Linked DNA regions of Homo sapiens: region 2 is linked to region 1. A link is an interaction called in ENCODE POLR2A ChIA-PET data of the cell type or tissue named here. Cell type or tissue: HepG2. All regions are shown on one strand.

Region 1 (5,000 bases):
TTTTGGTAGAGATGGGATTTTGCAATGTTGCCCAGGCTGGTCTCATACTCCTGAGCACAAGCAATCTCCCCGACCTCCCAAGGTTCTAGGATTACAGGCAGGAGCCACTGCACCTGGCCTCAAAGCCTCTTAAAGGGACTCGGCTCTCAGTGCTGGAGCAGTGCTGCAGGGGAATAACCTGGTTGCTATAGCCAAGACAGTCTGGGAGTCCAGAGCTGACAGCAGGCCTCTCTCTTATAATTCATGAAATCCACTGGATTCATCACTCAAATGATTCGCTGCAGTAGCGCCTGGGCCTGGCCTTCTCTGAGGAGTACAAGACATGCCAGCTTTAGAGTCAGAGCTGCTTCGAGTTCCCCCATTAGCTGTGTGTCCTTTTGTACCTTTACCTCTCTGGGCCTTGGTTTCCCATCAGTAAAAATGGGGATCATACCTCTGAGGGTTTTATAGGGATTAGAGGAGGCCACAGCCACAACACATACCACAGTGCCTGACACTTAGCATTGAGTCAGTGTTTGCTCCCAATAGCGCAGATATTGTCATCATTATTATTTCCCAGGTGGTGTTAACAGGAGCCCAGTCAACAGTTTGTACCAGGTCTACATTCACCTGTTAGTTCAAGTTACTCGACACCCCAGCTCCCTCATTTCCTCCCCAGCATTTCCTGAGGGGCCTGGAGTCTTAAAGCAACCTTTTCGAGAGAGTGTTGCCTTCCCTCCCCGCCCCATCAGTCCCGTCCTGCCAACCTGGAGCGACTCTAGTTGAATCTGACCTCTAGTTGGATCCAGCTGGGCCAATGTGCCCTGCCCTGCCTTCCTCAGGGGCCTGTTGTAGAGAACAAATGAAGTAATGGATGGGAAGCCTCTTTGTGAACTCTAAGTTAATACAAACAGAAGAGATTATCATTAAAAGCGACAAGTCCCCCGTTGATTAGAGCATTTCTTTAGGGAGAAAAATAGCACTCCGTCTTAAGTAGGACCCTCCCCGGAGTGGGAAGCTCCCAGCTCCTCTGCGGGGCAAGTGGAGTCTCTCCGACGCCATTCGTGCCGTGGTTAATGGTATGGAGCACTGGAGTTGTTGCTATGGTGGTTTTTCCCCTATAATTGCATTCACCTCCAAAACCACAAGTAGCAGCAGGTCCCAGCAGTCGTTATTTTATTTGAAAAACTAATTGGAAGTTGAAAGAGCCCTCGGCTTTTGCTTTTGTCAGGATAGGCCAAGGAAAGAGATGAGCAGGTGGGTCTGGGAGGAAGGAGGGGGTCTTGGGGCAGGCCGGGCGCGCCTCCCATTCACAGCCCCTTCCTTTGTGCCTGCCTCTCTTGGTTGAAGTGGGCCACCTGCCCTCTAAGGCCAGCCTTTTCCTCCGAGGGGGCTTTTGTCTCCCATTGTTCTGATTGTCTCCTCCGTGGAGCCGCCTCAGTGGCCCCCTGCAGACGGTTTCCCAGGCTTCACGTTTTTTTTCTCAGGCGCCCAGGGAGAGCAGGTGGTCTTTACCCTGGAAGGAACTGAGTTGGTTATATAGTTCTGGTGCTGGGAGACCAGAGACCTGGCTGCCAGGCCCTTCGAGCTTGGGTCATTCCTTCCCTGACGACACTGTCTTAGGCTACAAAATGGAGAGGTGGGATTGTTCACTCCATCAATGTTAAGATGCTGTGATTCTTTTCGCACTTTTTTTTTTTTTTTTTTGAGACAGAGTCTTGCTCGGTCACCCAGGCTGGAGTACAGTGGCGTCATCTTGGCTCACTGCAACCTCCACCTCCTGGGTTCACGTTGATTCTCTTGCCTCAGCCTCCCTAGTAGCTGGGATTACAGGCCCATGCCACCACACCCAGCCAATGTTTGTATTTTTAGTAGAGGTGGGGTTTCACCATGTTACCCAGGCTTCTCTCAAACTCCTGACCTCAAATGATCCGCCCGCCTCGGCCTCCCAAAGTGCTGGGATTACAGACTTGAGCCACTGCACCTGGCCCCTCTTTTTGCACTTTTTAAATCAAAACAGACATCCCATCATCTAGACTTTTCACAGTTGTCAGGTTTTTTTTAGGTTTAATTTACGTACAGCAAAATGCACAGATCCTAAGTGAACAACCCAATGATTTTTTATATGTGACAACACTGGTATAACCACCACCCAAATTGAAATATAGAACATTTCAGTCACCCCAGTAAGTTCACAGATTCTGATCAGAGGCACGCAGAGGGCAGGTGATGTGTGGCGATATTTGGCCCAGATAAAATGGCTCATGAATAGCAAGAGTTGGGTAATCACTGATGCGGGAGCCTCGGGTCAGTGGCTCCAGTTCTCTGCTTCCCTTTATAGCAAAATTTCTCAAAAAAATAATCTCTACCAGCGCTGTCCAATAGAAATACAAAGCAAGCTACATAGGTGATTTTACATTTTCTGGAAACCAAGATAAAAAAGTTAAAAAGAAACAAGTGAAATTAATTTTAATATATTTTATTTAACCCATATATCTAAAATATCATTTTAATATGTGATCAGTATAAAAATACTGAGGTATTTTGTATTTTTTCATATTAAATCTGAGTGATTCCTACTTGGACCTTTAATCTGTGGGGTGTTTTGTTTTATTTATTCTTTTTTTGGAGACAGAGTCTCACTCTGTTGCCCAGGCTGGAGTGCAGTGGTACAATAATAGTTCACTGCAGCCTCAAACTCCTGGGCTCAACAATTCTCCCACCTCAGCCTCCCAGGTAGCTGGGACTGCAGGTGTGTGTCACCACGCCTGGCTAATTTTTTTTGAATTTTTATTTGTAGAGGCAGAGTCGAGCTATGTTGCCCAGGCTAGTCTTGAGCTCCTATCCTCAAGTGATCCTCCCTCCTTGGCTTCCCAAGAATGCTGGGATTGCAGGCATGAGCCACCATGCCCCAGCCTAAATCCAGTGTTTATTTTATACTTAAAGTACATCTCAGTTTGTACCAGCTACATTTCAAGTGTTCGTTAGCCACATATGTCTAGGGGCCACCCTATTGCACAGCCAAATCTATACTCACCAGCTCTGATTCCTCTTCTCCCATTTCTCCCACTCAAATCAGACTTTGGCCTTCACTACACCTGATTTCTCTTTGCCAAGGTCATCAGTGGCTTCCATGGTCACTTCCATGGTCAGTTCTAAACTGACTTGTCCCATCAGCAGCATTTAGCAGAGCAGATCACCCCTTTCTTCTAGAAACACTCTTCATTGGCTTCTGGGATTCTTCTTTGAAGGAGTTTTCCTGTTACTTCACTGCCTGCTACTTCTCAGCCTCCTTTGCTGGTTCCTCATCTTTCCTCAAAACTTTTTTTTTTTTTTTTTTTTCAGACAGTCTTGCTCTGTCGCCCAGGCTGGAGTGCAGTGGTGTGATTTTGGCTCACTGCAAGCTCCGCCTCCCAGGTTCAAGTGATTCTCCTGCCTCAGCCTCCTGAGTAGCTGGGATTACAAGCGTGCACCACCATGCCTGGCTAATTTTTGTATTTTTAGTCTAGAGACAGGATTTCGTCATGTTGGCCAGGCTGGTCTTGAACTCCTGGCCTCAAGTGATCCACCTGCCTTGGCCTCCCAAAGTGCTGGGATTACAGGCGTGAGCCACTGCACCCGGCCTTCTTCTAAACTTTAAATGTAGGGTTTCCAGGGGATCAGTCCCTGGACTTTACTCTTCCTATATTCTTCCTTAGTAATCTAACTAGTCTTTTGACTTTAAAGACCGACCGTCTAAATGGTGACAACTACCAGCCAAACCAGCTGTCCAGACCTCTCCCCTGAACTCAGGGGACTCTCTCCTGAACTAGGACCTGTACAGCCATGTGCCTACTCAACTTCCTCACTTGGACCTTTCATAGGCACCTCACACTCAACATTCAAACCTAAACTCTTAATATTCCCCCAACCCCCAAAGCTGCTAAGTGGCAACTCCATCCTCCCATCCTCCATCCTTGGGCCAAAAACTCAGGAGTCATTCTTGACTTCTCTCCAATCCCTACACCCTGTCTATCAGCAAATGGCTTCCGCCCTAAGAATGTATCTAGAGTTTGACCATTTCTCAGAGTGATTTTCAGCATAGGTCACAGCATGTCATTCTTCTGCTTAAACTCCACCATGGCTTTCATCTCACCAAGTTTGGGATCCAAATCCTTACTGTGACCTTGTTAAAGAACATTTATGGGAGGCCGCTGTTTTGAACTGAGCTCTTGCACTAGGCGGGCCCCAACAAACCAGACCCAACCAGAATAGAGTCACCCATGACATACTAAGTGCCATGTCATCAAACAGAACTTTAAAATGGTCCAGTTTTCTGAAATATGAGATTCACAGCAGCCAATCAGAAGGGGTCCAGTTGGGACAGGCACAGTGGCTCACGCCTGTAATCCCAGCACTTTGGGAGGCTGAGGCGGGTGGATCACCTGAGGTCAGGAGTACGAGACCAGGCTGGCCAACATGGTGAAACCCTGTCTCGACTAAAAATACAAAAATTAGCCAGGCGTGGTGGCAGATGTCTGTAATCCCAGCTACTCGGGAGGCTGAGGCAGGAGAATTACTTGAACCCAGGAGGCAGAGGTTGCAGTGAGCTGAGATCATGCCACCACACTCCAGCCTGGGTGACAAAGCAAGACTCTGTCTCAAAAAAAAAAAAAAAAAAAAAAAAAGGAAGGGGTCCAGTCTACTTTAGCTTGCATAATCAGGAAGTCCCCTCTGCTTTAACCCCAGAAGGAAGGTAACTTTGAAATGACCAATCTGCTTTTCGTGCCCTGTTTCTGCTTCTTTAGCCCCTTTTTGCCTGTAAGGCCCACTCCCACTCAGCTTATCAGAGTCCCCCTCAGGATGCTGCCCAGTTCATGAACTGCTAACAAAAGCCAATTCAATCTTTAAAACTCTATTTGGGTTGGGGGTGGTGGCTCACACCTGTAATCCCAGCACTTTGGGAGTCTGAGGCAGGTGGATCACCTGAGGTCAGGAGTTCAAGACCAGCCTGGCCAACCTGGCGTAAACCTGTCTCTACT
Region 2 (5,000 bases), 690 kb before region 1:
TTCTTGTATTTTTTGTAGACACGGGGTTTCATCATGTTGCCCAGGCTGGCATACAATATTTTTAATCATTCTGTGCACAATACAAAGTTTTGACTGTGACCCGTCACACATGGTGAATTATGGAATATTCCACTCGTGGCGTCATGTTGGTGCTCAAAACGTTTCAAATTTTGGAGAATTTCAGACTTTGGATTTTCAGATCAGGGATGCTCAACATGTATATAGTAACAAAACACACAGGATTTGCTGGCAACTGAAGCCCCATTCAATAAATATAATGGTGTAAAAGCAAATACGAGAACTGCACCCAAGCAAATAACAGCAACTAAAAAGCAAGCCACAGTGCAAAAAATATACTGAGGGAATTCCTACCCAGCACCTGCAGCAAAAGTCAACAAAATCTGGCACAAAGCCACAAAACCCATTCCTGCCGGATATGATGTTGCCACACTTCACCACTAGGGGACGACGAAGGTCACCCAGCGAATTTGGGCCGCGATGCTCAGAATTCCTGGCCCCGTCTGCTTTCCCAGACAACGGATGGCCTCTTTGGCACCTGTAAGGTCCCCCAAACTGCAAGATGCTAGAAAGCAATCTCAAGGGACCAGCAGCCCCAGGCCTATGAAGCCCTCAAGAGCCTAACTCGTTCTCTTCCATCCACAATATGGGCATGTTATATTGGGGTGCCCAAGGGCCCCACTTTGCACCATTCTCTTCCATCCACAATATGGGCATGTTATAAGATGGTAAGGAAGGCTGGCCATGGTGGCTCACACCTGTAATCCCAGCACTTTGGGAAGCTGGGGTGGGCGGATCACTTGAGGTCATGAGTTCCAGACCAACTTGGCCAACATGGTGAAATCCCGTCTCTACTAAAAATACAAAAATTAGCTGGGCATGGTGGCAGGCTCCTGTAATCCCAGCTACTAGGGAGGCTGAGACAAGAGAATCACTTGAACCTGGGAGGCAGAGGTTGCAGTGAGTGGAGTGCCCGGGCAACAGAGCAAGACTCAGTCTCAAAAAAAAAGGCCAGGCGCGGTGGTGCATGTCTGTAATCCCAGCACTTTGGGAGGCTGAGGCGGGTGGATCACCTAAGGTCAGGAGTTCAAGGTCAGCCTGACTAACATGGTGAAACCCCATCTCTACTAAATACAAAAAATTAGCCAGGTGTGGTGGCCTATGCCTGTAATCCCAGCTAATTGGGATGCTGAGGCAGGAGAATCGCTTGAACCCGGGAGGTGGAGGTTGCAGTGAGCCGAGACCACGCCATTGCACTGGACAACAAAAGCAAAACTCCGTCTCAAAAAAAAAAAGACGGCAGGGAAGCTGCAGAATAGGCCAGGCAAGGCGGCTCACAGCTGCAATGCCAGCAGTTTGGGAGACCAAGGTAGGCGGATCACTTGAGCACAGGAGTTCAAGACCAGTCTGGGCAACATGGCAACACCCCATCTCTACAAAAAATACAAAAATTAATCTGACATGAAGGTGCATGCCTGTAGTCCCAGCTACTAAGGAGGCTAAAGTGGGAGGATCATCTGAGTCTGGGAGGTCCAGGCTGCAGTGAGCTGAGATTGTGCCACTGCAGTCCAACCTGGGTGACAGAGCGAGACTGTGTCTCCAAAAAACAACAAAAACAAAAATTAAAATTAAAATTAAATTGCAGAAGGCATTTTTTAGAAAGGGGGAAAAGGGTAAGTGAGTCTTATGCCAGCAAACTGGATATCATCCCCACTTAACAGATGAGGAAATAGAGGCTCAAAGAGGCAATGCAACCTATCCAGGCTCAATCATACCGCTAGGGAACATCAGAACCAGATTCAAAGACAGGTGGGTCAGATCGTTGTCACTGGGACACTGTACCCCCAGCCCCAGTCATATCTGTGAGAAGAGACAAACAGATAAGGAGAGTATCTGAGGGAGGGAGGGAATATAAAGAAATGACTTCCTCCCGCAGAGACCCTTCATGCCTTCCCCAAGTGGTCCACGAGGGCCGTCCCAGTTCTCCGAGCCACAACACTTAAGGATGGGTGTCAGGCCTTCACTTGGCTCCCCTTCCTAGCAGGACCCCCAGAGCTACGGAGTCAGTTTATTCATTCGGCAAGGGCTCTAAGTCTCATTCAGACATTTCTACCTTCAGTTCTCAAGTGTGACTTGATTTTCTCCCCATGTCGGCCCCTACCTTCACCCAACCCCTCTTCAAACTCTGGAAAGCTCTAAGCCAGAATCCTACTCAAGTCACCAGACTTGTCATACTGTTCCCACTGGGCCCAGAACCCCTTGATCTGAGCTTTAAACTTTATTTACATGGAGCACTGTGATTTTCACTTTTTTTTTTTTCTAAATAAAGATGGAGTCTTGCCACGTTGCCGGGGCTGGTCTCAAACTCCTAGCCTCAAGTGATCTTCCGACCTCAGCCTCCTGAGTTCCTGGGATTACAGGCAGCCACCACCGTGCTCAGCTGTGATAGTCTTTTTTAAAAAATTGAAGCATGGGCTGGGCGCGGTGGCTCACGCCTGTAATCCCAGCACTTTGGTAGGCCAAGGCAGGCAATCCCTTAAGCTCAGGAGTTCAAGACAAGCCTGGGCAACATGGTAAAACTCTACTCTCCAAAAAAAAACAATAACAGGCTGGGCGCGGTGGCTCACGCCTGTAATCCTAGCACTTTGGGAGGCCGAGGCGGGTGGATAATGAGCTCAGGAGATCAAGACCATCCCGGCTAACACAGTGAAACCCTGTCTCTACTAAAAATACAAAAAATTAGCCGGGCGTGGTGACGAGCGCCTGTAGTCCCAGCTACTCGGGAGGCTGAGGCAGGAGAATGGCATGAACCTGGGAGGTGGAGCTTGCAGTGAGCCGAGATCACGCCACTGCACTCCAGCCTGGGCAACAGAGAAAGACTCCGTCTCAAAAAAAAAAAAAGACAAAACTTGAAGCATAATTCATGTATGGAAAAATGCATAAATTTCAAGCATGTAACTACATGACCTGCAATGGCCTCTTAATTGGCCTTCCTGACCCTCTCCTCCACCCTCCACAGGGCCATTTCGGGTTGCGCGTTCCAAGGCCGTCTGACCACATCACTACCCCGGCCAAAAACCTCCAATATTTCTCCTGCTCTAAGGATGGAGACCCTCAGAAACAGAATCATAAGTACTCCTCACCTTTGAGAACGAAAAATGAGGCTGGGCGTGGTGGCTCACACTTGGGAGGCCAAGGCGGGCAGATCATTTGGGGTCAGGAGTTGGAGACCAGCCTAGCCAATATGGTGAAACCCCATCTCTACTAAAAATACAAAAATTAGCCGAGCATGCTGGCGCGTGTCTGTAATCCCAGCTACTCGGGAGGCTGAGACAGGACAATCACTTGAACCCGGGAGGCAGAGGTGGCAATGAGCCAAAATCGCACCACTGCACCCCAGCCTGGATGACAGAGCAAGACCCCGTCTCAAAAAAAAAAAAAAAAAAAAAAAAAAGCCTGGCATGTTAGTGCATGCCTGTAGTCCCAGCTACTTGGGAGGCTGAGGCAGAATTCCTTGAGCCTGGGAGGTTGAGGCTATAGTGAGCGGGGATCGCGCCACTGAACTCCAGCCTGGGCAACAGAGACTCTGTGTCAAAACTAAAAATAATTTTTTAAAAACAAGAAAACCTGGCCGGCCACAGTGGCTTACACCTGTAATCCCAGCACTTTGGGAGGCTGAGGCAGGCAGATCACCTGAGGTCAGGGGTTTGAGACCAGCCTGGCCAACATGGTGAAACCCTGTCTCTACTAAAAATACAAAAATTAGCTGGGTGTGGTGGCATGTGCCTGTAATCCCAGCTACTTGGGAGGCTGAGGCATGAGAATTGTTTGAACCCAGGAGGCAGAGGCTGCAGTGAGCCAAGACTGCACCACTACACTCCAGCCTGGGTGACAGAGCGAGACTCTGTCTCAAAAATAAAAATAATAAATAATAGGAAAAAAAAAAAAAAGAGCTGGGCGCAGTGGCTCATGCCTGTAATCCCAGCAATCTGGGAGGCTGAGGCGGATGAATCACAAGGTCAGGAGTTCGAGACCAGCCTGGCCAACATGGTGAAACCCCATGTCTACTAAAAATACAAAAAATTAGCCAGGCGTGGTGGCATGCACCTGTAATCCCAGCTACTCGGGAAGCTGAGGCAGGAGAATCACTTGAGCCTGGGAGGAGGAGGTTGCAGTGAGCCCAGATCCCGCCACTGCATTCCAGCTCTGACGACAGAGTAAGATTCCTTCTCAAAAAAAGAAAAGAAAAAAAAAAGAAAACCCATATAATGTGCCCACTCCATTGGCTTAATAAAATTAGTTTTGGCAAATATTCCTTTATGCCCCTCTTTAAGTCAAGCCCTTCTCCCATCCCTCAACCCAGGAAACCACTGATTTACTTTCTATAAATTTCTTTGGCTTTTCTAGAATTTTATATGAATGGGTCACACAATATTTATTATTTTGTGTCTGGCTTCTTTCGCTTAGCATAATATTTGTGAGACTGGCCTATGTTATTGTGTGCAACTATAGCTCTGATTGCCGAGAAATATTCCACTGTATAGACAGAATACAACCAATTTACCCTTTTACCAGTTGATAAACATTTGGGTTGCTTATAGTTTGGGGCCATTATGAATAAGGCTACTATGAATATTCATATACAAATATTTTGCATGGACATATGCTTTGTCCTCAACCAAAAAGGACAGATTTCTCTTTGGTGCTTCCTGCCATTCCATGGAAAACATAAATATTCTCTGTTAATTTGACTTACTACAGAAACTAGTCTTTCTCATATGAAATACACACACACGGCCGGGCGCAGTGGCTCACACCTGTAATCCCAACACTTCGGGAAGCCAAGGTGGGTGGATCACCTGAGGTCAGGAGTTCGAGACCAGCCTGGCCAACATGGTGAAACCCTGTCTCTACCAAAAATACAAAATTAGCTGGGTATGGTGGCACATGCCTGTAATCCCAGCATACTTGGGAGGCTGAGG

What was found. ChIA-PET counts read pairs that join two places held together with the same protein. Peaks named below come from ENCODE experiments on the same cell type or tissue, not always from the same donor. Only the 100,000 strongest peaks of a DNase experiment are listed, where the experiment ranks them.
Region 2: POLR2A ChIA-PET joins it to region 1 with 5 read pairs; 2 of 35 experiments call an interaction of 5 or more read pairs at or near these places.

The regions. Positions count from the first base shown.
Region 1 is chr20:37,244,671-37,249,670 of GRCh38, forward strand. No RefSeq gene overlaps it. Among named protein-coding and RNA genes, the nearest start is that of GHRH, 15 kb to the right of the region's middle. In HepG2, no CTCF peak of the experiment used is centred here; a DNase peak (open chromatin) is centred at 3,097.
Region 2 is chr20:36,556,242-36,561,241 of GRCh38, forward strand. All of the region lies in intron 2 of DLGAP4-AS1 (DLGAP4 antisense RNA 1), which reads right to left. Among named protein-coding and RNA genes, the nearest start is that of DLGAP4-AS1, 15 kb to the right of the region's middle. In HepG2, a CTCF peak has its summit at 464 (motif pointing right); a DNase peak (open chromatin) is centred at 450.